Linked DNA regions of Mus musculus: regions 1, 3, 4 and 5 are each linked to region 2. Evidence: chromatin loops called from intact Hi-C (ENCODE). Cell type or tissue: heart. All regions are shown on one strand. Each heading gives the region's core, and the rest is flanking DNA. Links, peaks and the distances in the headings are about the cores only. Region 1 overlaps Lmcd1 (LIM and cysteine-rich domains 1). Region 2 holds the start of 1700054K19Rik (RIKEN cDNA 1700054K19 gene). Region 3 holds the start of 5031434C07Rik (RIKEN cDNA 5031434C07 gene). Region 4 overlaps Srgap3 (SLIT-ROBO Rho GTPase activating protein 3). Region 5 holds the start of Lmcd1 (LIM and cysteine-rich domains 1).

Evidence for each region. A loop is a pair of places that touch in the nucleus more often than their neighbours do. Peaks named below come from ENCODE experiments on the same cell type or tissue, not always from the same donor. Only the 100,000 strongest peaks of a DNase experiment are listed, where the experiment ranks them.
Region 1: a loop joins it to region 2, with 4 times the contacts of the local background. A loop is called at or near these places in 3 of 42 quality-filtered maps.
Region 3: a loop joins it to region 2, with 4 times the contacts of the local background. A loop is called at or near these places in 13 of 42 quality-filtered maps.
Region 4: it touches region 2 in a loop (3-fold over the local background); 2 of 42 quality-filtered maps call a loop at or near these places.
Region 5: a loop joins it to region 2, with 5 times the contacts of the local background. A loop is called at or near these places in 13 of 42 quality-filtered maps.

Annotation. Positions count from the first base shown.
Region 1 is chr6:112,302,041-112,308,434 of GRCm38, reverse strand. Lmcd1 (LIM and cysteine-rich domains 1) reads right to left here. Exons shown (of 6, transcript NM_144799.2): 2 at 3,298-3,386. Among named protein-coding and RNA genes, the nearest start is that of 5031434C07Rik, 15 kb to the right of the region's middle. In heart, for the core only: no CTCF peak of the experiment used is centred there; a DNase peak (open chromatin) is centred at 3,474; H3K27ac peaks cover 535 bases.
Region 2 is chr6:112,207,887-112,214,280 of GRCm38, reverse strand. 1700054K19Rik (RIKEN cDNA 1700054K19 gene) reads right to left here and starts at 3,573. Exons shown (of 3, transcript NR_027865.1): 1 at 3,517-3,573; 2 at 2,699-2,763; 3 at 1,762-2,091. In heart, for the core only: CTCF peaks have their summits at 3,136 (motif pointing right) and 5,370 (motif pointing right); a DNase peak (open chromatin) is centred at 3,610; H3K27ac peaks cover 579 bases.
Region 3 is chr6:112,284,779-112,291,172 of GRCm38, reverse strand. All of the region lies in intron 1 of Lmcd1 (LIM and cysteine-rich domains 1), which reads right to left. It overlaps 5031434C07Rik (RIKEN cDNA 5031434C07 gene), which reads left to right and starts at 854. Exons shown (of 3, transcript NR_045987.1): 1 at 854-1,003; 2 at 2,339-3,387; 3 at 3,475-4,379. In heart, for the core only: no CTCF peak of the experiment used is centred there; DNase peaks (open chromatin) are centred at 2,732 and 3,282.
Region 4 is chr6:112,778,590-112,784,983 of GRCm38, reverse strand. Srgap3 (SLIT-ROBO Rho GTPase activating protein 3) reads left to right here. Exons shown (of 22, transcript NM_080448.4): 5 at 3,926-4,111. Among named protein-coding and RNA genes, the nearest start is that of Gm26799, 82 kb to the right of the region's middle. In heart, for the core only: a CTCF peak has its summit at 3,084 (motif pointing right); a DNase peak (open chromatin) is centred at 3,413.
Region 5 is chr6:112,270,949-112,277,342 of GRCm38, reverse strand. Lmcd1 (LIM and cysteine-rich domains 1) reads right to left here and starts at 3,585. Exons shown (of 6, transcript NM_144799.2): 1 at 3,371-3,585. The coding sequence starts at 3,412. In heart, for the core only: a CTCF peak has its summit at 3,753; DNase peaks (open chromatin) are centred at 2,852 and 3,742; H3K4me3 peaks cover 1,799 bases; H3K27ac peaks cover 2,249 bases.

The sequences.
Region 1 (6,394 bases), core at 405-5,404, 95 kb before region 2:
TGTTCTGGGCTGTTTTGGTTAATGGGGGATCCCAGGATGCTGCCTAAACTGATGGCAGTGCTAACCATTTGAGGTGGGGAGATGTTAACAAACAGGAGGATGTAATCTTTGAGATCTCTTGCAAGCATATTCATGCTCTTACCACTGGGCACACTGCTGCACTGCAATAGATGAGGAAGCCACTCTACCCTAACTCTTGTCAGGTACCCATATCGTGAGGGACACATTCACACCCCAAAAGAACCTAAGTGCCATTAAAGTGGCAAATTCTCCTCTCTTTTCGGATAACTGGGAATTGTATCCTGTTCTGTATTAGTTAAGTCTACTAGTTGCAGGCTTTCCCTTCAAACCAGGTTGACTAAAGTTCAGTCATTTAAATATCTGTTGGGATTCGAATATAAACTACCCTTCTTCAACTCAGCTCATGTGTTTGGACAACTGACTCCAGCTAATGGTGATGTGTGGAAGATTATAAAACTTTAGGGAGCAGAGCTTTGCTGAAGGAAGAGTGTCACTGGGGGGAGGGAAGGCATTGATATTTTATAGATGGTCCCACTTCCTGATTGCTGTCTCTTCTGGACTGCCCATGCAATACAATGGGCCAGCCTCATGCCCCCACTGTCATGCCTTTCCCACCAAGATGGACTGCATACCTTCTAGAACTGTGAGCCCCCCTCCCACATTTCTTCTTCTTCTAGAGTTGCTTCTGTTGCTTTACAATTGTAAAAATACAATATTTTCAATTACCTACTGTGAAAACTGGGACATGAAGCTGTGTAGAAAGTTTACTCCCCACCCCCGTTGAGATGCTGCGACATCACTGTATCAACCTGGGTTGGATTTAAGCTCCTAGTATGGCCAAGTGCAAGATGGCATGTTCTAGGTTAGACCTCCAAATACAATATATGCTGCTCAAGAAATTCACTTGGTTTAAAAACCACGGGCTCGGTGATAAGGAAACATAAGGCTTAAAACAACACCAAGAGACTTCTGCTCCAAGGAAGCATGAGGGATGGGGACAGACTTGTTCTGTCTCCATAAACAACCAGACAAACCAAGCACATACACTAGAGGACCCTTTTAATGTGCTGGGCAGCAGCAGCCCAAGACTGAGCCTTGCGAGGGAACACTTACCCTCTGTCTCAGGTACAGAGACTATCTAGCTGTCCACAGAGAGTTAAAGAGACCCCTCAATATTGTCTGGGACTCTGATGGAAGAAAGATTAGGACCAGTAGAGCTGACATGATGACTAAGTTAACTTCCTTCAAGGCCACACAGTCTGCTCAAATGGTTAAAAAAGGAATAGATGAACCTTGCTGCTGGGAGCAAGTGAGGGAGGAAGTTTCTTAGTGGATAAAGGCCTGGGTTGTTTGACTTGCTGGGTCCCTTCCATGTGGAAGAACACGTGTGCTCCTCTGAGGCTGAGGTATGTCAGGAAATGGAGTCAAGGAATGGGGCAGAGCTTCAAAAGCTCACAACCCACGGTAGTGCAGATATTTAAGAGCTAGAGGCTATGTTTCCTTTAAGCCTAAGGTCACACCATGCCATTTAGTAAATTCATCCCAGTCACTCACTGTACTTGTACATATTTGCAAAAAGGAAATACTATCTAATGTATAATATTGCTTCACTATTTCAAGATAGAAGCAATTGCTCATTATTAAGTAGGCTGATTTCTTTTGAGATAAGGGCTAATGTATGGCAGATATTTTTCAACTGCAATCTCATAGATGTCAGCATCTTAGGGGTCACCTGGGGAATTTTGATCCGTATTAAATGCTCAAGCAATAGTAAGGCACTAAGAACAAAAGCTCTTGGTTTACTATTGCATTCTGTGGAGTATATCCTTCCAGTCCGTGGTGGCAGCGGCAGTCACCAGGTTGCGCCCTGCATAGTTCTAGAGCCAACATCCACACTGAGGCTGATGTGAAGATTTCTGGGCCATTATGTTGATTGGCAGCTTCAACATTGTTTCAGAGCCTTCGGTGATAAAAAAGGAAAGGCAGATCCAGGAAATCTAGTTGGACCGGGCACTCCTAATGTACAGATGTGAATTACAGGTCCTGGTCTTCACGTACTGTGGACAGAATGCCTTTGACTCTGTGTGTGTGTGTGTGTGTGTGTGTAAGAGAGAGAGAGAGAGAGAGAGAGAGAGAGAGAGAGAGAGAGAGAGAGAGAGACAGAGAGAGACAGAGAGACAGAGACAGAGAGAGAGACAGAGACAGAGAGGGAGAGAGCATGTGTGTAAAGTCAGAGGACGACTTTTGGTGTCATTTCTCAGGTGCTGTCTTCCTTGTTATTTGAGAGAAGGTCTCTCATTGCTCCAGCAGTTGCGACAAAGGTTATGCTGGAATTTGCCAAGGCTAGCCTGGGTAGTCAGCAAGCCCTAGGGATTCTCTTGTCTCTGTCTCCTCAGAGACACTTGAGTTTGGGGAAAGAAAACCAAGTTCTCATGTTTGCAAGGCAAACACTTTACCAACAGAACTCTCTCCCCAGCTCTACCTTTGACCTCCATTTTAGGACCCACGCCTAAGTTAAAACCCACCCCAGAGAAGCTGCTGAGGTAAGAACAAGGCCACCTTCAGATCAGAGAGGGGACAATCCTTCCCTAAAGGCACCCCCAAATGCATCTTCCCATCGACATCTATTGTGCCTTGTATGTAAAAACATCTCCAACAGGCTCATGGGTTTGAATCCTTGGTCCCAGCTGGTAGCTCTTTTATATGGTTATAGAAATTTTAAGTGGAGGAGCCTTGCTGGAAGAACCGGGTCCATGGGAGTGGGCCATGGGGTTTTCATAGGTCAGCTCTACTTCCTATCTGGCCTCTGCATCCTGTTCCACTAAGATTTGAGGAGTACCAACTGCATCCTTGTCACCCTGGATCCCCCTCCTTTCCATGCAGATAGTATCTCCTCCAAACGTGAGCCAGAAGAAACCCTTGCTCCCTTAAGTTGCTTCCTGTCAGAGGTTTAGTTACAGGAAAACAAACAAACAAACAAACAAACAAACAAACCAACCAACCAACAAAGCAAATCAAAACAAGGGTATAATCCGCGCTGGACCAGAAAGCATCTACCTTGACATGGTTTATGAAGTGCAAAGTATTTTTCCTTACGCTCCTCAAGATCTTTACAGCATCCGCTCATTCCTGGATTAGGACAAGCAGGAAGGTTCATTCCCCAGCTGCCCTTCCTAGCATGCATCCTACACCGTCTCAGCAGAGAGAACCACCCACAGTTTTGGAAAGGACAGTCAAGAAACAAAAGCAGACAGTCTCCTTGACAAAATCCATTACCTCCACGAGTGAGGCTCGAAGCCGGAGCACATTCCCTTGCACCGCAGACAAGCCACTCCTCTTGCGGACTGCTGCTGGCCCAAGGACATCTGGAAAAGGAGACAGAGAGAGGGTGTTTTCCTTCACACTGACCTCTGGGAGACTTGGCATAACAGCAAAGGGACTGTGTGGGGGCTCAAAGGGCTCCTGATCAATATGCTGCCACTCACTGTTTACTGGGAACAGAGAAGAACATCCGGGAATGGGGCCATCGGCGGCAAGTGTTGAAGGGTGGGGCCCTTCCTAATAAAAGCTCAACTGGGGCTCACTGCCAGGCTCCAGGGCTGTCTCCAAATGCCAGAGCTGTCTGGAAAGACTTCTATGAGGGGTCATCTGCTCTTCTCCACACCTTCACTCATTCCTTAATCTATCTATCACTAGAACGGAATCTTCCAGAGTGCCTCTTCTCCCTCATTGCCTTCTGATTTATTGGTAGGATGTGACTGGACCAACACTACGGGCACATACAAAGGAACAGGCTCCCAGACATTTATGACTCTGAGAAAGACTTAAATATTTTGCTCATGGACCAAAAATAATCTCTTAAGCATTTGAAATTTCCTTTGGAGGCAGGGCAACACACAGGGCTGGTTTTGTTGCTGCTATGGATGCTGTGGTTAGATCCAGTAGTTCTCACGGGGTTCTTGAACCAGCAACCTTACACACAAGTACACAAGAAATTCAAGAACCCCAAAGTCTGACCCTGACTCCTTTTCATTAGACTGCCCTTTAACAGAATTCTCAGAAATGTATTACATTAGAATTGGAGAGGTGGTGGGTCAGTGATGGATCTGCAGGTTGAGAAACTTAACCTTGCTTTCTCCTGGGGAAGAGAAGACTGCACAGAGGTGTGTACTGTCTCCTCAGAAGCAGGGCTAACCCTGCTAGAAATGTAAAGGAATGTAAAGCCCCTCATTTTAACAAAGGCATGGATGATGCCACAGCATTTAATTACCGCCTACTCTGTGCCATGCATGGGGGCTTTAACATTAGACTCTGAGTGCCCTAAAGGATACACAAGCCAGGGGCCATAGAGAGGGAAGCTCATACATTTCACTCAATTTTGCAAACTACTGCTGAGTAACAGCAAGGGCTGGGCCAGGGAGCCAGACTGCAAGTCTAGCTATGCTAACTGCTATGATTTGGACATGAATGTCAGAAGTATGGAAGAGGGTGTCTGTTAATAAACCCTTATGGGAGGACGAAGTAGGTCACCTGGGGATGTAGACTGTGCAGACTGAATAGACAGAAAGTGGAGAGAAGAGAGCCCTGACAGTGGGAAGAGCAAATGGTAGAATAGATTCTGTGGTGTGGTCATCCGAGTGTGCTCTGGGGACATTTCTGGCTCACTCTGGTGTGTGTGTGTGTGTGTGTGTGTGTGTGTGTGTGTGTGTGTGTGTGTGTGTATGTGTGTCTATGTATGTACCAGGATGGATATTGTCTCACCTCAGGCATAATCCACATTGTTTGTTTGAAAAGATCTTACCCTGTCCTGAACTAACAAAGCAAGCTGAGTTGTCTGACTAGTGAACCCAGGGTATCTGCCTGTTTCTACCTCTCCAGCTCTGGGTGTTACTATATATATATATCTCACACCACACTGGCTTTTGTTTATGCGGGGTCTGGGGACAAAACTCAGGCTCTAATGCTTGTAAGGTAAGAATTTTAGTGACTTTTCTATAGCCCTCTGTTTGGTGTGGTTTTAAAAGGTATGCAAGTGTTGCGGGGGACCTGGTGTAGCTTGTGAGTGAACCTACCCTCATTGCCAGTGTTAGGTCAGCACAGTGATTCCCTCACAATGTCTTTCTCAAGCAGCCAAATCTCCCTGCAGTGATGGCTAGCTCCACCCGCCTCGCCTGGTGACGACTGTTAACAGTACAGTTACAAACCTGCTTTCTTTTTCAGATGCACAGGAGGGGACAGTCTAGTGGCAAGTGTTCAGAGGAAAGGGTGTTTATCTTTGCGTCAGATTAGTACTAGAATCATGTTATCCCCTCCCTCACCGAAGTGGGTCTTACCATGTGATCTAGTCTGGCCCCAGACCTGAGATCCTCCTGCCTTAGCCCCTCCAGGGTTAAGATTACAGATCTCTCTGCTAAGTGTGAGAGCTGAGATAGCTCAGAGCACTAACCACCTCTCTAATTTGGGGGCCATGCTCCGTAGAGAGGGCTTTGCTCCGTAAAGCTGTTGTCCTGTATCCGTTCTGGCATGCACCTCCTCCCCTCCTTGAATCATACCAGTTAAAATACAGCAATCTTTCCACACTTAATATTTGAGTGATTCCAAGTTTACTTAATTCGAGAATAAGGCTTTATTGTTGGAGTATGTCAGGTATCCCCAGAGGCCTGGAAACAAGGCATCCTCGAGGAAGCATTTCGTAAGTAACCCAGCAGGCCTGAGCAGAAGCGATCTTCTAATGAGGGGGCTATTTAACCTTCCTTCCAGGAGGGGATTAGTTTTAAGGACTGATCTGGACTTGCGCTTCAGTGTGACTGCTGGCTTCTGTTTGGTTGAGAAACAGTGATGTAAGACAGTTGTTCTTCAGCGTGTCAGCCTGTGATGTGGGGACCAGCCTCACTGCGCTGGGTCTGGCATTTATCAGCTATGTGTGTGTGGCTGGATGCAAGCCGTTGTTCTGCCTAGATTAGGTTCCTGCTTTGTAAAACTAGAAAACCACCTGGGTGGGGCTGCCTGGCTTGTGTTCCCCGCAGTACTCAATTGTGAGGTGTTACAGAGATGTTAGTATAGCAGCAGGCTGGAAGTGAGGATTCCATGACAAAGTACAAACGGCAGGCCGGATGTGCAAAGGCTTCTGACCTTTAAGGTGCCAGCCTGTGCTAGATACAAGAGAGTAGGGGAGTGGATCCCTATTTCAGGGAGAAAGGCCCTTGGTGAGGGGTCAGGCTGGACTGAGTTTTAATAACACTTTAGTCTCTCTTAATGTACAGGGCCAGTGTCTGGGCTTGTCACATCCCTCTCTTCCCGACTCATGGGGATAATAAAAACCTAACCTGCCTCACAGAGTTGCTAAGAAGGTTGATGGAGAAGCTACAAGGAA
Region 2 (6,394 bases), core at 998-5,997:
AAAGGAATTGTTCTTATTTTTTTTTCTGGGTCTTGGAGAGTTTCCATTCTGTTTTTCCTGGAAAGCTATCTACAACCCTGGAGTTGTTCCACTCCTGGGGATGTGTAGCAGAGACCAGTGTTGATGTTGGTGATGGCTCTATCAGAGTGTTTGAAGCCTAAACAATGAGTCCCCACATCCATCGCAGCACACTGCTGAGGTGTCCCCTTCACTTGACTATGATATGTAGCTTTCTAGCATCTCATGGGGCTTGCAGTCCATCCAAACAGAAGAAGTAGCCTGACAGTCTTCAGGAAAACATCAAATCTTTCTGTTGGAATCACTAGGAGACATTCTAGTTCATTGAAAATGGTCTTTGAAAACGTTTCATTTAGAAAAAAATTTAAAAGAATGTCTATGTATGAAACTAAGAATCTTACAGTGTGTTTTTTCTACCTGGCTGCTAGGAAGAGCTTAGGTACGTTTGTTGCTACTCATAGATTCTGGGTTCTCTATTCCACTGTATATCTTATTTCTTAATTCCTTTTCCTTGTGAGAATTCATTAATGCAGCATTTATTTTATTAGCAACATTATGATCTTTTTAAAATACAAGCTATTTCAGAGCTCTTTTCGGGAGGTATAGAGCACAGATTATTGATACTAGTTAGCCTGTTGTTGCTCCTGCCAAGACAGCGCTATCCACCAGCTCTCTTAGATATTCTTCAGCTGATTCTACTTCCCTCCTTCCACCTCCTTGAGCATAGCAATTGGACCAGCCTCAGCCCCAGCCCCAGCCCCAGCCCCAGCCCCAGCCCCAGCCCCAGCCCCAGCCCCAGCCCTAGCCCCAGGCACAGGGCAGGCACTCACTTACCACTTGATTATGCTTGCTAAGTTTGTTCATACTTGGTCCTCTGGATTAGAAATGGTCATGAACTAAGATACTTGGTTCATTTTAGAATAAGGGAAGGAGCAACTGAAGCAGGGATCCTAAATTGGTAGCCTGGGCAAGGGTTGTCACGGTCACGGCTGTGTTGTATTTCTGTTTTGTTTGGCTGACCTAGTACTTCAAGAGGTGACATAGCAAGTCAGGGGGGACAATTGGTTACAAACCAAGTAGCTAAGCTTTGCCATTGTTTTCTCTTTCAGGTTCACTCCCCCTTACCCCCTCATTCTTCGAGTTAGAGACACTTGGCTATTTGGTTATTTGCCCATTCCATCAGAAGGCAATGCACGCTTAAAAAAAGAAACACATTTCCCAATTATAGGAAACACCAAATACTACAGTCATTCCAGGTCTCTAAAGGGAAGTGCTTATTTTAGTTATTTCTTGCTTACTTGGATGGGAGAATTTTAATAGGAAATTGTCCAATTAAACAATCCAAAGCCAGTCTCAAAGTTTACCAGAGTGCCTTGAACTCTGCCGATGCACAGCATTCTGACTTTTGAAAAGAGTCTTAAGTTATGTGTCTGCACATGAGTCTGGGGAGTGGTTGTGTGTTTGTGTGTGCCTGTGTGGACGCAACTGCAATTGCCACTAGAAAAGGGCAGCAGAACACCTGGAACTGGAATTACAGATGGTTGTGAGCTGCCATGTGGGTGCTGGGAACCGGACCCTATTCTTTTGCCAGACCAAGTATTGATAATCACTGAGTGATCTCTCCTTCCCCGATGAGTGAACTCTAATAAATGATAATTATCTAGGTGTAAACCTGTCAGTCATTGGGGTTCCTCTAGCGAGAAGTCACTGCTCTAGTCTGGCAAGGTCATGAGCAAGCTGTCCTTTGTTCTTGGAAAGTTTATTATTATCCTATTCCATAGGTATCAAAATATGTCCTCCTGACCTCTGTAAGAATGATAATTACACCAGGCTGTAAATGTGTGTACCACAAGAGGAAGTACAGTTCACCAGGCCAACTGCTCTCCACTCTTAGTGTGTCTAGCAATCACCTTTGTGGCTTGTTCTCCTTGCCATTTCTGAGTCCAGTGGCTACCACTCTTCAGATGAGGTAATGCCTGCATCTTGCATACCTAGCCTCCATGGAGAGAGTCTGACACAGATAGTCCCAGAATTAGTTTAAGAAATGCAGAAGGCAGGCTTGATCTCAGTTATCTGGAAAGAAGGTTGAGACAGGAAGGTGGTAAGTTCAAGGCCTACCCGGGCAACTTAGTGAGACTTTATCTCAAAAAATCAAGAACCCAACCCAACCAACCAGCCAAAAACAAACAAACAAACAAACAAACAAACAAACAACAAGTGGATAAAGCACCCAAGATTTAAAAAAAGCAGGAATGATTCAGAGAATTGAGTTCTTGAAAGTCTGGGCATAGATATCTTCTGAAAATGACACTGAAGATGTAGGTGCCTGGCCTCTGTCCCCTGATGATCTGATTGAGCCGATTTAGAACTAGGCCCAGGAACCTGCTTTTGTATTAGTCACCTCAGGCTAGGGGTCAGGAGGACATATTTTGATACCTATGGCATTGGATATTAAACTTTCCAAGAACAAAGGACACCTTGCCAGACTAGAGCAGTGACTTCTGGCTAGAGGAACCCCAGTGACTGGCATGTCTATACCTAGACTGTCAATTCTATAGGCAGAGGACGCAGAAGATGTGGCTTAAGGGGGGGGAGTGGTTTATCAGCTGGTAGTTTAACCAGTCATCTGTGCTGGGGAAGTCAGGGTAGCTTTGATTTTCTTCATGAGATGTAGTATTACCTGAAATGAGAGCGCATGGGCAGACAGCATGACTCAGCTTGAAGCTGCAGATTCAATTCCAAGCACTGTGAAAAATAGGTTAAGAGCAGTTAAGAGCAATGAATAGTAAGCAAGATGGTGTTCTATACTTGTGTGCAGAAGGGAAGTACTGCACATGTGGGTTTACTGCAGTAGAAAGTGAAAGTAATGTTCACCGAGCACCTACTGTATATCGGATCATATTAATTTCATTCCTTAGCTGTTAAATGCTCACATTGACCCTGTGATGTATACAAGATGGGTTTATTAAAAGATGATATATATATCATATATATCATATATATATATATACATATATATATGAATTTACACATATGAGTATTTTACCTACATGTATAAACTTGCATCATGTATATGCAGTACTCCATTGAGACCAGAAGAGGGCATCAAATACCCTGGAACTAGAGTTAAAGACTGCTGGGAACTGCCAGTGGGTGCTGGGAGCTGAACCTGGGCTCTCTCAAGGGCATCCAACGCTGGTGAAGGTAAGTAAACTGAACAGAAAGGTACCGACTTCCTGTTTCTTTGTCAGAATGACTTAATGTCTCTTCAGGTACCAGTGCCTACAAGGTTACATACTATGAGAGCACAAGTATAATACAGTCCTCCCCCTACATCTTACGATGGCTCTCTCTCCCATTGGGCAATGCCCTGGTAATATGGGATCCAAGCGTTGCACTTTCCCAGCGTAACACTCCCCCTGGAGCCAGGCCAGTGCAGCTCCCAGATGACAAACTGTTTGCTCTGTGTCTCTGGTATGCGCCTGGTGTAATATTTACCAACTGGTCGGCTCTGTGGACAGAGCAAGCCCTGAGACTGTCTGTGTTTGCTCCACTGTGCTTCCTGGCTGGGACCATTTCCATGGTAACAGCCCTTCCTGTCAGCCGGCTTGAAGGAAGGCACAAAGGACCACACTGTTGGGAATTGCTGCCTGTGGGCCCATGGGCTTCAGTTTTTCTCTTGGCTCTTTAACAAGAGGAGCAAAGCCTTCTCCTGAGCACTTCCTCTTTACTTTCCTGTGCCCTGAAAGTGATCTTTCTGGCTTTGTGTTTTACATCCTGCAGGAAGGCTAGGTTCTGTGATTAACTGGTGGTGAGGAGGGCGGGGGTAGGGGGTAGAGAAGTAGGGATGAGCCACAGAGGGATGTAATGGGATCCCGTGGTTTGGTTTTGTTGGATTTTGTTCACTGTGCAGCAATGCAAGTTTGACCTGCTGGATGTTTTTCTCTTCTGAAGAGCTCACTCACCTTCCTGCCCTGTTTCTGATTTAGAAAGTTCCACTGGCTTGAAATATCCTTCCTTAACCCCAGCTCCCTCTTCCTAAACCCTCCTCTGGGCAGAAAGTCTGGTGTCTCTCTTATCCCAGGCTAAGCCTTCATCCCTTTATGGTCTCACTGGATGCTCCCCCAACCCCTGCCACCAATAGGCCCAGTGTGGCCTGTGGAGACCAAATACCAGCCATCAACTGGTAGCCACTTTCACATAGTAAAAACAAACAGGTGACATTAATTTTAACAGTATATTTTATTGAGCTAAATATATCCCAAATATTATCATCTCTACAGGCAAACAATATAAAAATATTTAACTTTCTCTCTTCCCACTGAGTCTCCAAAATCTGGAAGGCGTTTTACACTTGGCACACATCTTGGTCTAGACTAGCCACATCGCCTAATGGCTCCTGGCACTGGGGCTAGCCTGCCCTTCAATACCTTTCTAACCTCTCCTGATGTCGCAGTTTCCCAGAGCACTAGGATCCCCAAATCCTGTGGGATTTCCATATCCCTGTGCCCAGGTCTCAGCTGTCACCATTCTGGTTGCTCGGCAGTCATTTCTCTAAGTGGCCTTGAATTAATCTTTTAAATGCCATGATGTGACTTTTCATGTCACTTCTCCTGGACTCTCTTCTGCACTCCGCCAGCTATCTCTGGGATGGAGCTCAAGTCTGTATCATAAGGTCTTCTCTGTTACAGGAGCAGGGTCAGAACAAGCATTGGCCTCACATCCTGGCCATTTTGGGGTCTCCCCAAGAGTGTTTGCCTGCACGAGTGAGGATACTAGAGGTAGGATCCTGCTGTCACTTTACACCACTGCTGTTCTTCCTCTCCCTGCACCTCAGTGGGCAAGTGTGGCCCTAGCTAGACATTCCATGTCTTTCCGTGTTTTCTTTGTACCCTCATTTTTGCTTACTTCCTGGATCAGACAAAACACACAGAACATATCATACAGAGCATAGATGACTGACCAAGGCAAGTATTCCACCCAAGTCTAGTGCAGTGAAACGGTGGGTTTATTGTGGTTACTTCAGGAACAAGGGTGCGTTACTTCCATGAATGATGAAGACAGCAGTTAAGGACTCCAAAAAGCTGCATCCTTAAAGGTCCCTTCCCAACTTGGAGGCAGCTCCATGGAAGATAGGAGAGTCTCCTCTGCCCCAGTAATCATTTACAGCCTGTATATTCTTGGGAAGTGGGGGCAGTCTTGTAAATCTCAGAATTTTCCGAATTTCCCAAGTCCTGAGTTTGATGAGTTGCCTTTATTTTAAACCACATTCAGTTTTATTTTGTGTGTCACCTGCTTGTCTTTATTTGGACCATGGGTAGGCAGTGCCTACTGGTGGCCAGAAGAGGACACCAGAATCCCAGAGACTGGAGTTACTGACAGTGTGAGCAGGCGTGTCGGTCCTGGGAACTGAACCCAGGTCCTTTGCAAGAGCAGTCAGTGCTCTGAACCGATAAGCCATCTCTCCAGCCCATGTTCATCATCATCTTGAGCCTTGCAAGCTGCATTAGGTCATCACGTCTCATGGGCCTCCCCCATCACCCTCTAGGCAGAAATGTTTCAATTTAGAAGAGATAACTACACCACAGAGTCATGCTATCCAGTGGGAAATGACATTGAAAGATAAAACCCACTGATGAAAACTACAGGTACAACTCCTCCAATAGAGCGATGCAAGTAAGAGTAATCAATGACGATCCGAAGTTTACCCATGGAATCTGAAATGACTCCTTTAATGAGATGTCTGTGCTCCCAAGTCCATTGGTGCACTGGTCTCACAAAGGCAAGAAATGGGAGCAGCAGAGGTATTCACTTGGCACACAATGGGCAGAGCAAATGTGCCACACCTGCATGATGGATTACTGCCTAACCTTGGAAAGAAGGGAGTTCAGTCATTCGTTGAGAATATTAAAGTAACTGGGCAACATCACGCCAGTGATATGAGTCAGGCACAGTAGACACAGTGTGTTCTCACTTCTGTCTGGAATTTAAAGCAACTCAACTTAGAAGCAGAGGGTAGAGTAGTGGCTGCAGAAGTCGGGGTCCTAAGAAGATGGCAGGGGCCGGGCGGGGGGTGGGGGGGGGGGTAACAGTCAAAAAGACTCTTGGGAATGAAGAGATGGCTCAGTGGTTAAGAGCACTTGCTGCTCTTGCAGAGGACCCGAGTTCATTTCCCAGTACCCACATAGCAGTTCACTACAGTTCTAGGGAATCCCCTGTTAATATCTTTTGCTTCTTGGGGAAGTAGCATTTTTCCTCCACTAGCTGTTAGAATCTGCTCTTGTAAAATTGATGGTTAGGATAATGGGATGTAGGGATGAAAAGAGATGCTTGTATTTGTTATGGTGACTTGTGGGCTTGGTGGCCCAGTGGCTTT
Region 3 (6,394 bases), core at 428-5,427, 77 kb before region 2:
GCACATTTCTGTAGTGAGACTCTGTTCCAGGCTTTTCCATGAAATAGAATATATACAAGTACCGGGAAATTGTGAAACCCCAGGCCAATCCATGGGTTTGTTAAGCTGTGCAGACTTTCTCTGGCATTGCTGGTCTTGGCACGTCACTTTGGAATATCTCTTTATCCATTCTTGCTGTCAGTTGCTCACAGGGTGCTGGAGAAGTTCTGTGCACGTTGGGGCTTATGGCATTGAACATAAACCCTGGACACTATTCATGCCACCTATGTAACTCTGGCAAGCACTTGCTGATCCTTTCAGTCTCAGGTTTTTCCATTTTAATTATACTTTCATATATTTGGACACAGGATCTCATATATCACAGACTGGCTCTGTAGCTGCAGGTGACCCTGGACTTCAGGCCCTCTTCACCTCCTGGATGCTGGGATTACAGGCCTGCACCACCATATTATGCTTTATTATATGTTTTGTGTAATAGTGTTGAGAATAAAACCTAGGACCATCCGTACATGACAGTCATGGAACTCTACTACTGAGCTAATCCCCAGTTCTTTTCATCTTTAAAAGTGAATTATAGTCTTTATCAGCTCTATGGGGTGGATGTTAAGAATTACACATGATAATACATGTAAGATGCTTTGGAAAACACAAAGTGTTTTGGAGATCAGGGAGAAATCAAACATCAGCTGTTTACAGAACCCTGTCTTCCTTCTTTGTGGACTTTGTATTCTACATACCATCTGTGTGACTATCTACTTATTTATAGTTACACAAATCACTTTTTGAAAACTTGTTTCATGAAAAATAACTTTACTCATGAAGTGTATTTAAAATAGAAAGCAGCTATAGACATAGCAAATGGGAGCTGGAGAGCAGGTTCAGTGGTGAAGAGCACTGCCTACTCTTTTAGACGACCTGAGTTTGGTTCCTAGAACCTACATGGTGGCTTGCAAACATCTGTACCTCTACTTCTTGGGAACCCAACTCTCTTTCCTGGCCCTTGGTGAGTACCAAACATGTAATGGCATTCAGATATGCAGGTAGACAAATACTCAAATACACAAACATTTAAAAATAGATATAGATAAATCTTTTAATAATACAGTAAATAATGAAACGACTATGTTAAGTTCTGATGATATGAAATTACCTTCTGAACACTTTGGGTTTGTGCACTATGACTTTAACATGAATCGGGACAAGTGTTTGAGAAGTCAGATATTTTAGTACTGGAAGGAGATTTTTCTCCCTGATAGACTCAGAAGGATTTGAGATCTGAAAAGGGAGGTAGGCTCTGGCCAGTGTTCATATCTGTGTATTGACTGAATTCCACCTATGACCAAATTCATGACCTAGACTTCATAATGTTGAAACACAGTAGGAAAGGAGGGAAGACATAGGGTTAAGTATCCTATCCTTAACCTTCATCAATGATTGAGTCTGCAACTGAAGCAACTATTTCATCCTCTGAGCCTTAGATTACCCCCTGTAAAAGCAGGTGTTTGTAAAAATAAGGGAAACTATGGCCTGGTGCCTATGCTGCACAAGAGAGGTCAATAGACTTTATGCAAGAACAAGGGCTCTAGTTCAGCCTTTCACATGGAGAGGAGGCCACCTGGGCTCTGAGGAATAGGAGGTGGTCGATAATAAACCAAGAAGATGCTTTGGTGACATTTCTTTACCAGCAAAGAGAAGAGGGCTCTTGCCTAGATTATGGGAGGCCCTAAGTACAAATTGTAGAAAAAAATACAACAATAAAAGTAATTACTTGTAGTATTTAAAGTTTTTTGGTATGTGTGTGTGATGGGTGTTTATGAATGTGTAGGTGTGTGTGAGAGAGGGGGGAGGGGAAAAGGATGGGGGATAGAAGGAGAGGGAGAAAGAGAGAGAGCACAGAGGATACCTTACAGTGTCATTTCTCAAGTACTGTCCACCTTATGTTTGAGATGGGGTCTCTCATTAGTCCCCAACTTTCCAAGTAGCCTAGGCTAACTGGTCAGTAATCTCCAGAGGTGCAGCTGGTTTTTTTGCCTACCTGGTATGGGGATTATAGGAGCATGCCAACATGCCTGGTTTTTGTAAAAACCATGGGCTCTGTGGATGGAACTCAGGCTCGCATTCTTGCACTGCACCAGATGAGTGATCTCCGCACCCCAGACTTTTTAAAGTAATATTTAAAACCCATCAACGAACAGAGCAATTTCACCCAGCAAAAATTTTAATAGAGTTATCCATGCTTTAAAAATACTATTCACCATGGTCAGTGTGGTATTGAAAGCTTGGCTAAAGTTATAAAGCACTAAGCCGCAGCATTGATACTAAGGTTTTTTTCTTTTAGGATGTAATGCCAACTCACGATAAGAAGAAATACTATGGTCCAGAGCCTTCTTAACATCTCGTGCACTTCAAAGACTCTGCAATTGGCAGTGATTCTAATGTTTCCCTAAGCTTGGTCAAGGTGGTTACAGAGAGACAAACGTCCACAAATTCTCACAGATGGAAGTTTTCCACTGGCCTATTTTGGTATAAATATTCATCAAGGGCTAGAAAATTAAACTAGATATGGGTCTGAGCTAGAAGCAGTTTGGCCTCAATTTCAACTTTCAGTCACCCCCTCAGGAGGGCAGGATCTTCTGAGATGTGACTGCTGTTGTTTGGAGACCAGGGCCAACTGTCTCCCCAGCCTATGGAAACCCCTGGTTTGTTCTCAGGGGAACTTTGGCTGGAGAATGGCGGCTGCTGGATTCACAGGAAGGTCCGGGTTGGTTCCTTGGAAACCAGAACTATATCAAGGTGTGGCTCATCTGTATCCTGCAGCGATTGCTTTGGAAGATAAGCTTGAGGGAAGATAATCTGAGTCTGGTTTAGAGTGCCTCTCACTTTATCTTTCTTTAGGTCTTAAGACGTCTCTTGGGTACCATCGAGGGCAGACATCAAGGTGTCTGTCTCCCTCTACTCCTGCATCTCACTCCTTTACTGGCTCTGGTTTTGGCTCATCAATGTAAAGGCCTATGAGTCAACAGCACAGCCACATGGGGCCCCATGGATGGAAGAGAAGGGAGTGGCCTTTTTTCTCTCTTCCACATCTGTATCAACCATCCACCCCCATGTTCTATTTTCCTTCTTCTCCTCCTCTCAGGAATAACTGTGTCTGTCTAGAGATGGAGCAAAGCTGCCCTTCCCTTACCCCATTCGTCCGCAGCTTTCTCTTACTTCCTGCTTGCTCCACCCACCACACTGCCACGCCCTTCCTGTGCGCTTCCATAACAGGGAGCGCGCCGAGCGGAATGAGGCCAGGCAGAGGATTTCCGTGCAAACAGGATATTGTGGTGCAGGAAATAAAGCATGCAAGACAACAATGGCAGATGTCCCTGGACCACTCTGAAGGTAACACATGAGCTCAGTAGGAAAGCAGATGGGTGCTAGGAGTTCAGAAGACAAAGGGCCTGTTCTGAATTGCAGGCCTCATGGAAGATGGGTGAATGGAGAAGAAGGCCCTCTCTGCAAGTAGGGGTGTGCGCAAGAGAGTTCCGTTTGGAGAACCAGTGGCAGATCATTCAGAGGAGGCTGGATACTGCCAGGTACATGACTGAAGAGGGACCATCAGAGAAATGGTAATTCTGGACTAATAATAGAAGGGAGCTTTCAAAGCTCCAGCAGCAGCTCCTTGAGACAGACTTCTTCTTTAACGTAGCATCCACCAGGCTGTTACAAGAACGTAGCCTTCAGCCCCACTGTCCCCTGATCATCTGTTCACAGACCCATCTTCCTTATTCTTAAATACTGTCTCTTCAAACCTTTAGCAGAACTTCCAAGTAAAATTTATACAGCGCTTCCCCACGTTGTTGCCTGGGTGCATGGTATACGTGCCCGTGTGTGCCCATGTGTTTGCCACGGTGTCCATGTGGATGTCAGGGGGGCAGCCTTGTGCATTGATCTTCACCTTTCACTTTGTTTGAGACAGAGCCTCCTGCTGTTCACTGCTGCATTTGCTAGACTAGCAACACCCACCTTCCAAAAGGATCACAGTGATTGCAGATGTGCCTGGCTTTCGAGTTTAAAAATATTCAAAAATCTCAAGTATTCACTTGATTACTTTATATGTGTATTCCTTAGGACCACTATCAGATAAAATACAGAAACCCTGCATTCCATGAAGTTCCCATGTGCTCCTTTCTTGGCAATAACCACGTTTTAGAAAGATAGCTACTAGTCTGTCTTCTATCTTTGTAGACTTCTTTCCACTCTGTTCAGAACATTATACAGGAGAAATTCTATGGTATTTTATAATTTTGCTTCTTCATTTCTCTATTCAAAATGTTTAAGATGACCCAGGTTTTGCATACATTAAATTAAAAAAAAACTGCTTAGCTTCTGTTATCTAAGTATCCATTCTCATGTTGATGAGGATTTGAGTTGCCTACAATCAAGGGCTGTTGTAGATAAAAATCATTCCATACACGTTTGTCTCAGTGTTTATGGTGGATACCCATGGTCCTTTCTCTTGGACACATACATAAGAGTAAAACCTTTATAGAGTAGATAGATATTAAACCCCACCAGAAGTTACCAGTAGCTTCTAGTTGTATCATTTTATAGTCGTCCCAGCTATATCACGTGACTTCTAGTTGCTCCACTTCTTTCCCAGACTTGGTAATGTCTGCCTTAATTTCAGCATTCCACCGAGTATTCAACACAATCACATTATGCTTTTACTTTGTATTTCTTTTAGAAATAATGATATCAACCCCATCTGCACATACAAGCTATTTAGGCCTCTACTTTTGTGAAGTACCTGGTCCAGCCTTTGTTTTTAGGGACTGGAGATATGGCTTAGTGATTTAGAGTACTTGTTGCTATTGCAGAGGACCCAGGCTCAGTTCTCAGCACCTACATGGTAACTCCCCAACTATTTGGAACCCCAGAACCAGGAACTATGATGCCCTCTTCTGGTCTTTGCAAGCATCTGCATGTGTATGGCACAACACTGATGCGCAGCTACCCATAAACATGCTTAAGTAAAACTCTTTTTTAAAGTTGGCCACTAGGAATCAGTTTGTGGAAGAAATCTATATATTCTGGATACAACGTTTTGTCAAAAGCATCTATGTGTAGAACACTTGGAAAGCTTTCTCTTTGTAGACTATCTCTCACCTCTTGGTGGTGTCTTTTAGTGAGAGCAAGGTAATCTTGACAGACAGCTCTCTCATTTATTTATACATACTCCCTCCAGATGAGAAGTCACAGAGGCACTATCTGGATCACGATGTCACTGTTCTAAGCATTTCAGATGGCAATAAACCATGACCACTCTGCAATTAAGAAATATGTTGACCAGGGACTTGGGAAATGGCTTAGTTGGGATGATGTTTACTGTGAAAGCATGAAGATTTGATTCCTAGTACGCACATAAAAAAGCTGGGCTTGGCGGTATGTGCTTCTCAGCACTGGGGAAGTGGAGAGAGTGCTCACGGCCCTATGTGTGCATACACATGTACACACACACACACACACACACACACACACACACACACACACACACACATACACACACACACACACACACACACACACACACACGTGCGCGCGCGCACACACACACACCAACCCCTCAGTCTTCTCAGGTTTTGTGTTCCTAGCTTCCCCACCTTTTTGTTAAACTGGGAACAGCAGTGCTGAGTTTTCTTAAGTATTACCCAAGAGTGTGGGAGGTTTTCTCTTAGTAAGTCACTAGCACTTATGGTCCTCTGTCTAGCTTTTTCCAGGAACAGGATTGTAGATGGTATATCAGCACGTGATGATAGATGGAAAGAATATCCTTCCCACACAGAGAAATGACACGACTCACAAAAGTGGTCTCTGGACCAAGCTTAAAGGAAGTCTGGGGCCCATCTCCCTCAGCTGAGGACTTATGCTAGGGCTCCGAGAACTGGGAAGTGATCCTGGAAATGGAAGCCTCATCTTTTCACCTTACCATTGTGGAAGACTTGGCAGTAGAACTGGAAATGGACTTTTAGGAAACAGCTGCCTATTCAGTTTTGAGCTGACCATGGAAGCAAAGAGAGCTACTGTGGAAAAGCTGCAGAGAAAGAGATTCTAGCTCAAGAGAAGGAAGAACTATTGAAGGATTAGAGATGCTAACAAACAAACAAACAAACAAACAAACACAAAACCAGATTTATTCAAGAGGAAAAAATATTCTCATCACTGCCCACTTCATTCTGCATTGAAGGTTCTGGCCATGGAGGTTAGGAAAAAAATAGTGTTTTACTTTGTCTTTGAGGCAGGGTTTCATGTAGCCCAGCTGGACCTCAAACTTGCTATTTAGTTGAACTTCTATCTCTACCACAGGAGCCACACCCCTGGTTTATGCAGTGCTAGGGATGGAACCCAG
Region 4 (6,394 bases), core at 967-5,966, 570 kb before region 2:
TTGAGAGTTCATCTTGGTAGATTTTTCCTTTGACCAGTATGAAGTGTCCTTATCTTTTTTGATAACTTTTGGTTGAAAGTTGATTTTATTTGATATTAGAATGGCTACTCCTGCTTGTTTCTTGGGACCATTTGCTTGAAAAATTGTTTTCCAACCTTTTACTCTGAGATAATGTCTGTCTTTGTCATTGAGGTGTGTTTCCTGTATGCAGCAAAATGCTGGGTCCTGCTTATGCATCCAGTCTGTTAGGCTGTGTTTTTTTTGAGGGGAATTAAGTCCATTGATGTTAAGAGATATTAAGGAAAAGTGATTGTTACTTACTGTTATTTTTATTGTTACAGGTGGAATTATGTTTGTGTGGCTATCTTCTTTTGGATTTGTTGAAAGATTATTTGCTTGTTTTTGTCTAGGGTGTAATTTCTCTCCTTGTGTTGGTATTTTCCATCTATTATCCTTTGTAGGGCTGGATTTATGGAAAGATATTGTGTAAATTTGGTTTGTCATGGAATATCTTGGTTTCTTTGTCTATGGTAATTGAGAGTTTTCCTGGGTATAGTAGCCTGGGCTGGCATTTGTGTTCTCTTAGGTTCTATATGACATCTGCCCAGGATCTTCTGGCTTTCATAGTCTCTGGTGAGAAGTCTGGTGTAATTCTGATAGTTCTGCCTTTGTATGTTACTTGACCTTTTTCCCTTACTGCTTTTAATATTCTTTCTTTGTTTAGTGCGTTTGGTGTTTTGATTATTATGTGGTGGGAGAAATTTCTTTTCTATTCCAGTCTATTTGAAGTTCTGTAGGCTTCTTGTATGTTTATGGGCATCTCTTTCTTTAGGTTAGGGAAGTTTTCTTCTATAATTCTGTTGAAGTTATTTACTGGCCCTTTAAGTTTGGAATCTTCACTGTCTTCTATACCTATTATCTTTAGGTTTCTTCTTCTCATTGTGTCCTAGATTTCCTGGATGTTTTCAGTTAGGAGATTTTTTTGCCTTTTGCAAAAAAGGACATATGCCCCACCCTAGTGTATAGCTTCTGAAGGCCAGTCACTATGCACATCTGTTTATAAAGTACCTATACATCCTCCCGTCCAAATGACACTAGGAGAGCATGAAGACACCCATCCTCTCCATAGACACCAAGGATGTTATAGGATAGTTGGGAATCCAAGTTCTTCTGAAGTCCTATGGACTTTAGGATTCTGTCATCCCTTTGCATGGTGGAAAAAGCATAGTAAGAGGGACCTACAATCCTGTGCTCATTAGACTCCCACAGTGGGGTCGGACATCTTGGCTTTGAACCTTGACTCCAGCAATGCTAGTGTTTTGACCTCAAGGAAGATGACTGAAGTGTTTTTAGGTCCTCCCTATAAATCAGAGTTCACAGGTGCCTTTTCATGGTTTTTGTTTTTTGTTTGGTTTGTTTTGGTTTGTTTTTTTTTGTTTTTTTGTTTGTTTGTTTGTTTGTTATTAATGAGAAATACTGTGGTGGATGTGGGTGCTTAGATCAAGGTTCATCATGTAGGAGGTGCTCAGTAAGCCTTATGTGACATTGCTGTTTAAACTGATGTCCCACTGTCTCCAAGAGTGTACTAAGGATGGCTTGAAATGCTCCTTCAATGGATGCAGATGATAGAAAGATGCTTGTAAACTTTGAAGTACCAGGCAAGCTTAAATACAACTTTACATGTCCTGAACTGGAACATCAAGTAGACTCTTGTAGGCTATTGAACTAAATTCTTACCCTACTGAAGTCTGTGTTTCAGGTCCAGTTGGTTCTGGGTATCTGTCTGTTTTGCACCTGTGGAAATATTCAGAAAGAAAAGTCTACACTGAGCATGAACAGACTTTCTTCTTACAATTATTCTCAGTAACTACTACATACTCAGTAATCTACTTACATAACATTTGCATTCCATTAAATATTGTACGTGACCTAGAGAGGACTTAAAGCCTACAGAAGGACACACTTAGGCTTTGTGCAGTTGTGGTACTGTTTATATAAGAGACTTGAACATTTGCAGATTTTGGCATCCATGAGGCAGACTGAGAACCAGCCCTTCATGAATACCAAAGGATAACTGTAATTAAATAAAGGCAACAATTGAGGGTTCCGGCATAAATCAACTCATTTCTGAGAGGCCTCTAAATACACTCTTCAGTGGCAGCTGTCTGCCATGTCACCATGTGCAGTTGGGTTCCCTGTTATCTTTGGGACCAGCCATCAATGGGATCATAGACAGTTGAGCCCCAGGTTCTCGGGTTTTATTCTTCATGCATGGGAGTTTTAGAACAGCCCAGGAAGGATCCTGGGAAGTTTGGCTTGTAGGGCATAGGAGGAGCATTGTGTGGCTCAAGGGTGTGTGTGTGAAAAATTGAGGTAATGGCAGGGGGTGGGTGGGGTGGGAGGAAGAAACCGAGGCAGGTGGAAAACATGGGAAGCGGAACACCCATCTGGGATGCTGCCCTGGTGCAGTTAGACAGATGCACATGTGGATGGCTGAGCAGAAGATCCAGCATGGCGTTTCTCAACCTTTCCAGTACTGTGACCCGTTAATACAGTTCCTCGTGTTGTGGTGGCCCCCCACCATCAAATTATTTTCATTGATACTTCATAACTGTAATTTTGACACTGTTATTATTATGCAAATACATGATATGTAATAGGTGGTCCCTGTGAAAAGATTGTACCCAAAGGGTTTGACACCCAGGGATTGAGAACCATTGATCTAGACACATGTAGAAATGCTTCTCCCACCCCAATGCATTACCCAGTGAGGATGATAGGTTGATGCTGAGATAAACAGACTTGGAAAGCTGAAGTAGAAAAGTTGATGTAGCAATCTTCACTGAACCCAGGAGGTGTGTGTGTGTGTGTGTGTGTGTGTGTGTGTGTGTGTGTAGATACAAGCAGCAGAAGCTGAATGCCTCTGAGCAGAGAGGGATCGTGGAGCATCTGAAGGGACAACTGCAGTAGGTGCTACCAACTCTTGACTATCTTCAATGCTTGCTGTGAACCACAGCCTAAAGACCCTGGGAACAACAGGACCTTGTCGCTCACCTGGAAGGCTGCACTCATTCCTTCTGGCCACTAGATGTCAAACACGTACCACTGACAATATTTTCTGGGCTGTGGGGTTTACAAAGAGTGTCCTGGAACTGGCATACTGGAGTGGATGAGATCAGTGAGAAGTGGGTTCTCAAAGCCCTGGGGGAAACTACTAAAGTGAGCCCTGTCGGGTGGGCTGCAGAGGAGTCTCCATCAAGATCTGAGAGGAAGCGCTGGCTACGTGTCTCATTCATAGGATGCTTTGTAAGCTTGGAAAGGTTTCAGGATGCAACTTCAGGCTCAGAATTCCCCCTGTTATAATCATATCCTGTTTTGTAATAGAAGCTGAGCAGCAGAGTGCAATTTGCTTTGTTGGAATTCTTTGTATAGCTAAGGTTGAATGTATTCCAGGGACCGCAGAGTATCTATTAGGTTATGTAACAGGGCCGTGTGCAAAGCCCATTTTAGGGCTTTTCCATTGACTTCAGGGTGGAGATAAGGAAGAAGGATACACGGATCACGTCTGGCAGGACTAGAGAGGATGGCCAGCAAGAGCCTGGCTTACCATATCACTTGTAGGTTGTCGTGGCTCTTCTTAATTTTTTGTTTATTAGCTCATGCTTGACACTTAGTAGGGCCTCAGTGATGTGATGATGATAATGATGATGAGGGTGATAATGATGTCACTCACGATAAAGCTGTTTCACCTGAGGAGCATCTTCATTTCCAGCCCTAAGGGACTCTGTGCAGAAGTAAAGAGGCTAAGGTGAATGTGTAATGGGAAAGCAAGAGTTCTGTGGCCCTTGGGGTGGGGCCAGGGACCACAGAATGTACCGTGCTGAGCCATAATGGCCTATTGGTTTCTTGTACGCATTGTCCTCAGGTCATGAAAACCTACCACATGTACCATGCAGAGAGCATCAGTGCAGAAAGCAAGCTGAAGGAGGCTGAGAAGCAGGAGGAGAAACAGTTTAACAAGTCAGGAGAGCTAAGCATGAACCTGCTCCGGCACGAGGACAGACCCCAGCGCCGCAGCTCCGTGAAGAAGATTGAGAAGATGAAGGAGAAGGTGAGTGAGAGGAATGGGGCAAAGCACGGAGAGGAGAGCGGTGCTCTCAGCCGCTCCTCCTTCGCATGAAGGATGAAGGAGCCTGGCCTGGTTCCATTTGTGTGGCTGGGATAAAACATCCTGACAAAAAGCAACTTAGTGGAGAAAGAGTTACTTTAACTCACACTTACAGTCTACGACAGCAGAGATATCCAGGGAGCAGGTCCTGAAAACGGTTTCTCATATCACATCCACAATCAAGGGCAGAGAGGATGGAACACATGTGCTCACACAATTGCTCGCTTATGCTAAGCTAGCTTGATTCACTTAACAAAGTTCAGGACCCAGCCAATGAGGTGGTGTCACCACATTCAGGGTGGGTCTTCCCATCTCACGTCACTCAGTTAAGACAATCTCCTCTAGGCGTGTCCAGAATCCAACCCAATGTAGACAGTTCCTCATTGACACTCTCTTCCTGGGCAATTCTGGGTTGTCAGGTTAACATTTAAAGCCGTCACAAGTCTGTTGTGAAATTGCCATTGCTGTGTCAAAGACCATAGCTTCAGAATCACTGTGTATGGGTGCTGCAAGGCTTTTTGTAGGCATGGTGGAGGGAGCTCAAGATTTGGAGCCTGGGGTTTATTCGTTTGTTTACTTGCGTACATTGTATGCAAGTGTATGCACAATCGTATGCAGATGTGGTCCTCACCGTCTTGTGTCTATGTAGAGACCAGAGGGTGACATCAAATACCTTCCTCTATTGCACTCTGCCTTCCTGTTTGAGACAGGGTCTGTCTCTGAACCTGTAGTTCATTGGCTAGACTGGCTGTCCATCAAGCCCCCAGGAGTCTCCTGTCTCTGCCCCTCCGCCAGCTCTGGGGTTACAGACCTACATTTAGTTTCCACATGGATGTCAGGGATCCAAACAGGTCTTTATGCACACACAGCCACCACTTCACCCACTGAGCCCTCTCTGCCACCTCTGAGCTGGGGTTTTAAATGCTACATTAACACTGATCCCTGAGTTTCAGTTGTTAAATCTGATAAATACGTCTCATTGCTCATGTTGGCTCTGATAAATTGATAACGGCTGCCCAGGATGCTCTATTGAGGATTCTGAAGCTATATCAAGGCTTAGCTGAAAAGGTGCTGAGATCGGTTAATGATGTCTGCTATGGCCAGAGAGTTTTGAAGGGCAGGACACATCTGTGACTTCTAACTCTCCTTTCTTCTTCAAAAGCTATAATCTTCTTGCTGAATCTCTATATCCATCTATTCCCCAGCACCAGGAAACATTTGCAGAGTTCTTCTATATGCCAGCCACTGTGTCTGATGTTTATCTGCTCTTCCATGGGCCTAACTCTATGATTATAGGATCCGTTAGAAATTACAGACTGGATGGGAACAAAACCCAATAGAACCTGGGTAAACAGGGAAGCATATAAAAGTGTGTGTGTGTGTGTGTGTGTGTGTGTGTGTGTGTGTGTGCATGTCCTGGTATAATTTTTGAAATTGAGGAAGACCCAAAATCCAGACAAAGATGTCATACCAAAATGGGCAATAAATAAAGTTGAATAGACATTTCTTTTTTTAATATTTTATGTCTATGGGTGTTTTGTCAACATGCATATATACACCCCACTTGTATACCTGGTGCCCTCAGAGACTAGAAGAGGATTCATATTCCCTGGAACTGCAGTTATAAGCAGTTGTGAACCACCATGTGGGTGCTGGGAATCAAACCTGGGTCCTCTAGAACAGCCACTGATCTTACCTCTTGAGCCATCTCTTTAACATCTGAATAGACAATCCTTAGGACCCTGTCTAGGTGGTCTGTAAATACAGAGCAGTCTGCGTGGCATCACTAAGGATGAAGGAAATGTAAACAAAAACCATAGCTCAATAGTGCTTCACAAGCCACCAGAAGGACCACGATAACAAAGGCTGGCAGGAAGAAGCAGGGATGCAGATGTGGAAATCAGGGAACCTTGCACCAGTGTCAGGGACAGGTTGTGTATGTGGGTGGTTCTGTCACTGTGGAAAGCCATCTGGTTGCTCTTCAGTGGACCAGGCTACCATGTGTCTCAGTAGCACCTCTCCTGGGTGTCTGCCCCTGGGGCATGAAAACATATTTGTATAAAAATTTGTATGTGAATGTTCACAGTAGCACTGTTCATCATACCCAAAAGATGAAAACTACTTGAATGGAACTCAATCATGAAAAGGAATGAAGTCCTGATACAAGCCACAATGTGGATGAACCCCAAAGTGAAAGAAGCCAGACACAAAAGGCCACATGCTCTA
Region 5 (6,394 bases), core at 654-5,653, 63 kb before region 2:
GGAGGTTGGCACTGCAGCGCAGTGAGCATGTCATAAGTCTCTTTGTCTGATCTAGTCTATTTGAAGACCCTACCCGGAGCTTCTGACCATCAGGGATCTCTAAGAGCCTACTAGCTTCTAGACATCTTTTCAGCAAACTCTAGTCAGTAGTTGACTCTTTCAAGCCTCAGTTTTCACATGTAAAAAGTGAGAAAGAGTTCCACCATGCCCCCAACTCTCTCTCTCTCTCTCTCCCTTGTGTGGTGTGTGTGTGTGTGTGTGTGTACTCCTTACTGACTGACCATCCAAGTTCAGAAGGAAAGACCTGATTCTACATAAACATACTTCCTATGTGTTGGGTGAGAATGAAAGCAACGCCATTGCTCTTTGCCTCCGCTTATTAAGGGGTGCTGGGCACAACTAGCTTGGGCATAGCCGAATGCAAATTGGTTTCTATTTACTTGGGACAGTAAAACTAAAGCGTGTATTTTCTGTATCCATATACCATCAAATTGTATATAATCACCAAGCATACTAATGGCTGATTTTGTGTACCTTGGTGTGTATGTTTGCCTCTGTGTGTATGTTATGTGTGTGCAGTATATATGCATGTTCACTTGTGTGTGTGTGTGTGTGTGTGTGTGTGTGTGTGTGTGTGTGTGTGTGTGTAAGTGCCTGTGATAGCCTAAGGCCAACCTTGGGTATTTTTCCTCCAGGGCTATATACTTTGTGTTTTTGAAACAGGGTCTCTCATTGGAAGTCATCAAGTAAGTTAGACTGGATGTCGAATAAGTCCTAGGGATCTGTCTCAGGGTCAAGATTGCACATATGTGTCACGGCTCTTTATGTGGGTGCTAAAGGTTGAACCCAAGCCCTTAGGATTATGTGGAAAACACTTTCCTAGTACCACTAAGGGCTGATTTTCACCAAGTGATCATATGCTGAGCTTTTAATATACATCATCTTGCTGAGTACCCCAGACACCATGAGAAGTTAACGCCACTATTGCCTTTCAGTTTTCAGAAGCTTCCAGGACACCAAAACAGAAGTTAGTTTCCTTGCCCTAGTGTCTGGATAGCAAGTGGTGGAGCTGGGATTTGAACTCAGATCTGATGCCAAAGCCCGTGGCAGTAAAAAAAAAATTAATAATCACCTGAAGGACAAATTTGTCCTGGTGATTGGTTCCACCTAGTTACAGGCATTTGGTCTTCTTTGTTGCCAAAGAACGTTGGCAATTTCACTATGCTCAGGGACATGCCTGTCCTGGAGAACAATCTCCTTTCCCAAGAGAAAAGCCAGGGATGGCTCAAGAGCAGTCAGTGGCTTGGGACTGTTCCCCACCCGCTGCCCCTGTGGACAAGAGCATGCAACCCACAGAGAGAGGCTGACAGTCACATGATCTCCGAGGCCACTCCAGTTTGGGATTTTATACTTTTTCTTGAAGACCGTTTTATGACTTCCCAGCTGCTGGGGATTCCCACCCCTCCCAACTCGTGGGGGACAGGGCAATGGGGACACTATGAAATCCATGTTAAGCCCTTTCACATTTTGTAAATAGGTCTTTTGCAGTCTGAAACTGATTTAGAATGTCTAAGTGCAATTATGCTCTCTGAAGCCAAATGTTATAACCCACCCCTGACTGCTGATTTTTAAAGTAAATATGCAATAAACTCTTTTCGGATCTTGATAGGACACAGTATTTGTCAGCGCTGAGCCATTTCGCAAGGCCCTCTTGGGTTCCCTTCTCTTCCCTCCACTCTTTAGGGTGAAGACATTGGTTAATCCACCCCCTTGCTGATCTTCCCCAATGGTTAAAATTCCAAGAGGTAAAAGATACCCACCCTTTCATCTTTACCCACTTCATTCTTTCTCTAAGCCTGTAATTGGATCTAAATGGAAAATAAAACCTTCGCAAGCCAAGGAAGTTGGCAACAGACGGTGACATGAAGAGGAACATGTTCCATCTCTAATCCAGAGAATCACACCCTCCTATGCAAGGGACAATAAAAGCAAAGCTTTCTCTAAGTGTGGCCTGGGCTCTTGATGAAGGGGAGGGATCTTTATAGACTTCATCTCACATTCTAGGATGTCAACCGGCTTATAGCAACACACTTGCAAATCATTGACCTCAAACACATGGGGAAAGAGAGCAGGAAAAGTGAAGTCCATATATAATTAGAGACTAGCAGGTATCCCCCACACTCAGGTCTCAGTGCTCTGTGAATTCTGGATGAGAGATGACACTTGATTCTGCAAATAGTCTGGTGAATGCATCAGGGAGATGCCCAGACTAAGTCTGATTGGATGCCATGTGCAGAAGGAATCACTAGGCTCAGGAGTGGGAGGGCAGGAGGTCTGGGGCTTCCCCTCTCCCACCTCCATTCTCCCTGAGCTCTACGGTCTCTTTTTCTCTCCTTTGCTTTTCTACCTCCCACCAAATGTCAGCAAAGGAGAACTTTGCCCTGCAAGATTGAATACTCTGAGAGAATAGCTTAATAATTACTGCTTGGGCATGTTAGCCTACATTATCAAGATTGCTGTTAAAAGTACTGGCTGTCTCTCCTCCTTACATTCTAGATAGGGAAAGAGCGGCTAAGGATTTGAGTTTATCGCTGTTGTACAGCTAAAATGTGCCAGACCAAGGGCCAGGGTTTGAACATCTCTGTCCCCTGCAAGCCACCTCTCTTTCACCCATGCCTCTTATTTCCCCATCTGGGAAGCCATTGCTGCTTTCCTGTCCCCTACGTCTTCTCATAGCCCAGTCTTCTGCTTTCAGTGTACCTCAGGTAAGCAGGCAGCCAGTTTAGAGCTGTAGGCACAGCTGCTGGCCCCGCCTGCAGCAATTTACCCGTGACCTTCTGGGCTCTGGGCCAGCCCTTCTTGAAAGGGAAACGTGCAGACTCTGGGGACAGAAATTAGTTCCCCTGAGCTAGAATGGCTGCTATTGCCAACTGCACCAAAAGAAACTATTCTGTGTGCTGGGGAAACCACACAACTCTGGGAGGCTAGCGAAGGGGGAGGGGCTGCATCACAGTCCCCCAACCTTCACTAAAGGCACATCAGGGGGTTGGAGGGTACAGGCAAGGGAAAGCCAAGACGTTTCCCATGACCACAAATAAGCGTCTATTCCCTCCCTCTAAATTTTAACTTTAGTTCACCTTTAATCAGCATCAATAAAGAACTACGGCACAGTGCAAATACTTTCTTAACAATGGCTTTAAGGGCAATTTGGAGAGGGGTCAACCTGTCACCTCAAATAAGTATTGTCACCTATTCTGTTTTCTGTGCTTTCTGTGGATTTGATGCAACCATTAAAGTGTCCCTAGGTACTCAGTGCGTCTGAGAGCAGTGGGATCTGAAGGATACAGGAATACAGAGGGGTCTCGCTCACCTTTTGCACTCCAGGGTTGAGGTCCTTAGCCACTTTTGCCATCCTGGCGGTGCAGAAACAGCACCTGGCTTCTCAGGCAGGGGCCAGAGGGAGCGCGCAGCCTGGACAGCGCTGCTGAATGGCCAAGTTCAGGTTCCTTTGCCTGTGTGCAGCCGGCGGCTCTGTGCTCAGAGCCGCGCCGCTGCCCGCTTTAATTGGAGAGCGGGACTCCCTCTAAAAAGTGACCAGCCAATGCGCGTGGACACCCACTCCAGGCCAGCCAATCAGAGCAAAAAGCTGCATCCCTCCCTTAGGGTGGCCTCTGCAGGGAGGCTGAGAACTTGGCTAAACTCTACCCTGACGTCAGCTTAGCCGGCTGCCCTGCCACCTCGGGCTCACAGCTGTCCCCTAGGCGGCAGGAATCCCTCCCCACGCCCTTCTCCTTTAAAGGGCAAGGAGCAGAGGGAGGGGCAGAGGAGACCCAGGCAGATCCATTCAGGTCAAAAGAGAGAGCAAATAGGAGAGCCAAGGTATTTTTAGAGAGCTGGGTCCAAAAATAAATGCTGAGCAGTGCTCTCTGCCCACCTCTTCCCCCTTGTCCCAGGGGGGTGCGCGGGGGCAGGTGGTCTCCAGAAGCCTCAACTGACCCTAACCTGGCTAAGGTCTCTAGTAACCAGAGAGAAAAGACTCTAGTACATTATCATTTGTTAAAAACAATAGCCACAAAAATTTTTTTAAAAATTTAAAATATCTTTTTTAAAAATAACTTTTAAACTTCTCAGAGGAAGAAAACAATATTCTTTCTCTCTCTCTCTCTCTCTCTCTCTCTCTCTCTCTCTGTGTGTGTGTGTGTGTGTGTGTGTGTGAGAGAGAGAGAGAGAGAGAGAGAGAGAGAGAGAGAGAGAGAGAGTGCATGTGTGTGGAGGTCAGAGAATAACTTGTGGACATCAATTCTCTCCTTCCACCAAGTGGGCTCCCAGCATCAAACTCTGGTCATCAGGCTTGGCAGCAGCAAATATCCATACCCAGGGAGCCGTTCCCATATTATAGCTTCAAAATTATTTTTATGGTTCCAACTGAGAAAACGAGGAGAGATAGTCAGGTGATCAAAGGTGTGCTCTTCGATAGGACTTGTTTAGTCTAAAACGGTGAGATCGGAACTGGCCCCAGGGGTTGGAGCACGAGACTGTAAAGGATAGACTGTGAAAATTAGTAATTAAGTCTTGCAAGTCTGGATGAGCAAAATCTATCTGTTTCTCACCCTTGGAATGAAGTATCCATGAAACATCTAACAATGGTTTCTGTAAGTTGGCCAGGCTGTTTGCTCCGGAGCTCACGTTGCTCTCGGAGACTGCTTTCCCGACTTCGACTCCCCTGCCACAAGAGAATACAGAACAGGTACCTTTTTATCCAGAACAATCCTGCTTCACCTGTCATGAGGTGAGGAGGCCTTTCTACAACCCACATGGGCAAAATCTCCTGCCAGAAACTGGGATTCCAGTGGGTGAAAGTGAAAGATTGCCTGCAGGAGATCCAATATAGATCTTAAAGTATATCCTTCAGTCTTCTAATCAGAGACTTCCTATTGCTGAGTATTTAACCTGTCGTGCTCTTCCGGAGTCGCAAATCATCGCCAGTCCCTTCTGCCCCAAACCATGATTCCCTTTCCAGACTCCTGGAGAAGGTTTTCCATTGGTGACCTTCCTATATTTCTTTCTCATAGGTGTCTGCTACAATTAGTTTGGCTAACTTTGACTTTTGTTTTTGTACCTTTGACTACAACCATCAAGCATATAAGGGAAGCTCAGAGCACATTAGTTGGATAGATGAATGGTTGGATGGATGGACGAATAAAGACCTGGAGATCTAGTTCTGAGTGTGTGTGTGTGTGTGTGTGTGTGTGTGTGTGTATGAAGAGGCCAGAGGACATCATTGGCCATCGTAAGTCCCAGCCACCATTGATAAGGTCTCTCACTGACCTGGACCCTGTCTGGTAGATTAGGCTAGCTGGCTAGTGAGCTCCAAGAGATCCACCTGTCTTTGTCTCCCCAGTGCTGGGATTATGAGCATGCCATAATCTCATGCCTCACCAGGTTTGGTTTACATAGGTTTGGGGGACTGAGTCTAGGTCTTCATGTTTGCTAGGTTAGCATTTTACCAAGTGATCTCCCTTACTGGGATTCTGACTTTTTTTTTTTTTTTTTTTTTTTTTTTTTTTTTTGGTTTTTCGAGACAGGGTTCCTCTGTATAGGCCTGGCTGTCCTGGAACTCACTTTGTAGACCAGGCTGGCCTCAAACTCAAAAATCCGCCTGCCTCTGCCTCCTGATTGCTGGGATTAAAGGTGTGCACCACCACACCCGGCGGATTCTGACTTTTTATTAACACCAATCAGGACAGGCGAGACCAACAGAACAGGCACACTTCGTCCATTTTGTTCTAACTTCCAAGGTGGGTTGTGTGTGAAATCTTAGAACTTCACTAACATTTCAGCAGAAGTGTGGCCCTGGATGGAAGTGTTCCCATGAGCAGCTCTCTCAGTAGCAGATCCTCAGGACAACAGCGCTAAAGAGAGACATCATGCCAGAAGCTTTCATGTTTCAGAGCAATGAGAACAGAAGCCAGGAGGTGTAACAAAGGCAGGCTTTATCCCTTTCAGCCTGGGCAGAGACCTTCCCAGTGATGTCACTGGCCACTCCTGTCCCAGCCACTTTTCATTTTCCTTGTCTTGAGAAAGCATTGTTCTGGACATCCTGGTAGTTGCATTAACCTCACACTGTGTAGTTTCAGCCTTTCTCTTCTCCTTATCTTTACCTCTGGCTCCAGGAACATTTAAGGATGCAGATGCCACACCTTCTCAGGACAGAGCACTAAGCTACTGTCTTGGGTGCTCTGTCTTCTAATATCTAGAGAATTGCTTACCATGGGCAGACAAGAGATCCCTGCTGTCCTGTAGAACCTGTCCCCATCCCAGCTCCAGATTCCAATTCCTATCCTTTAAATCCTTCTGCAGACCTATGCAGTAAAGGAAGCCCCATAGCCATGGA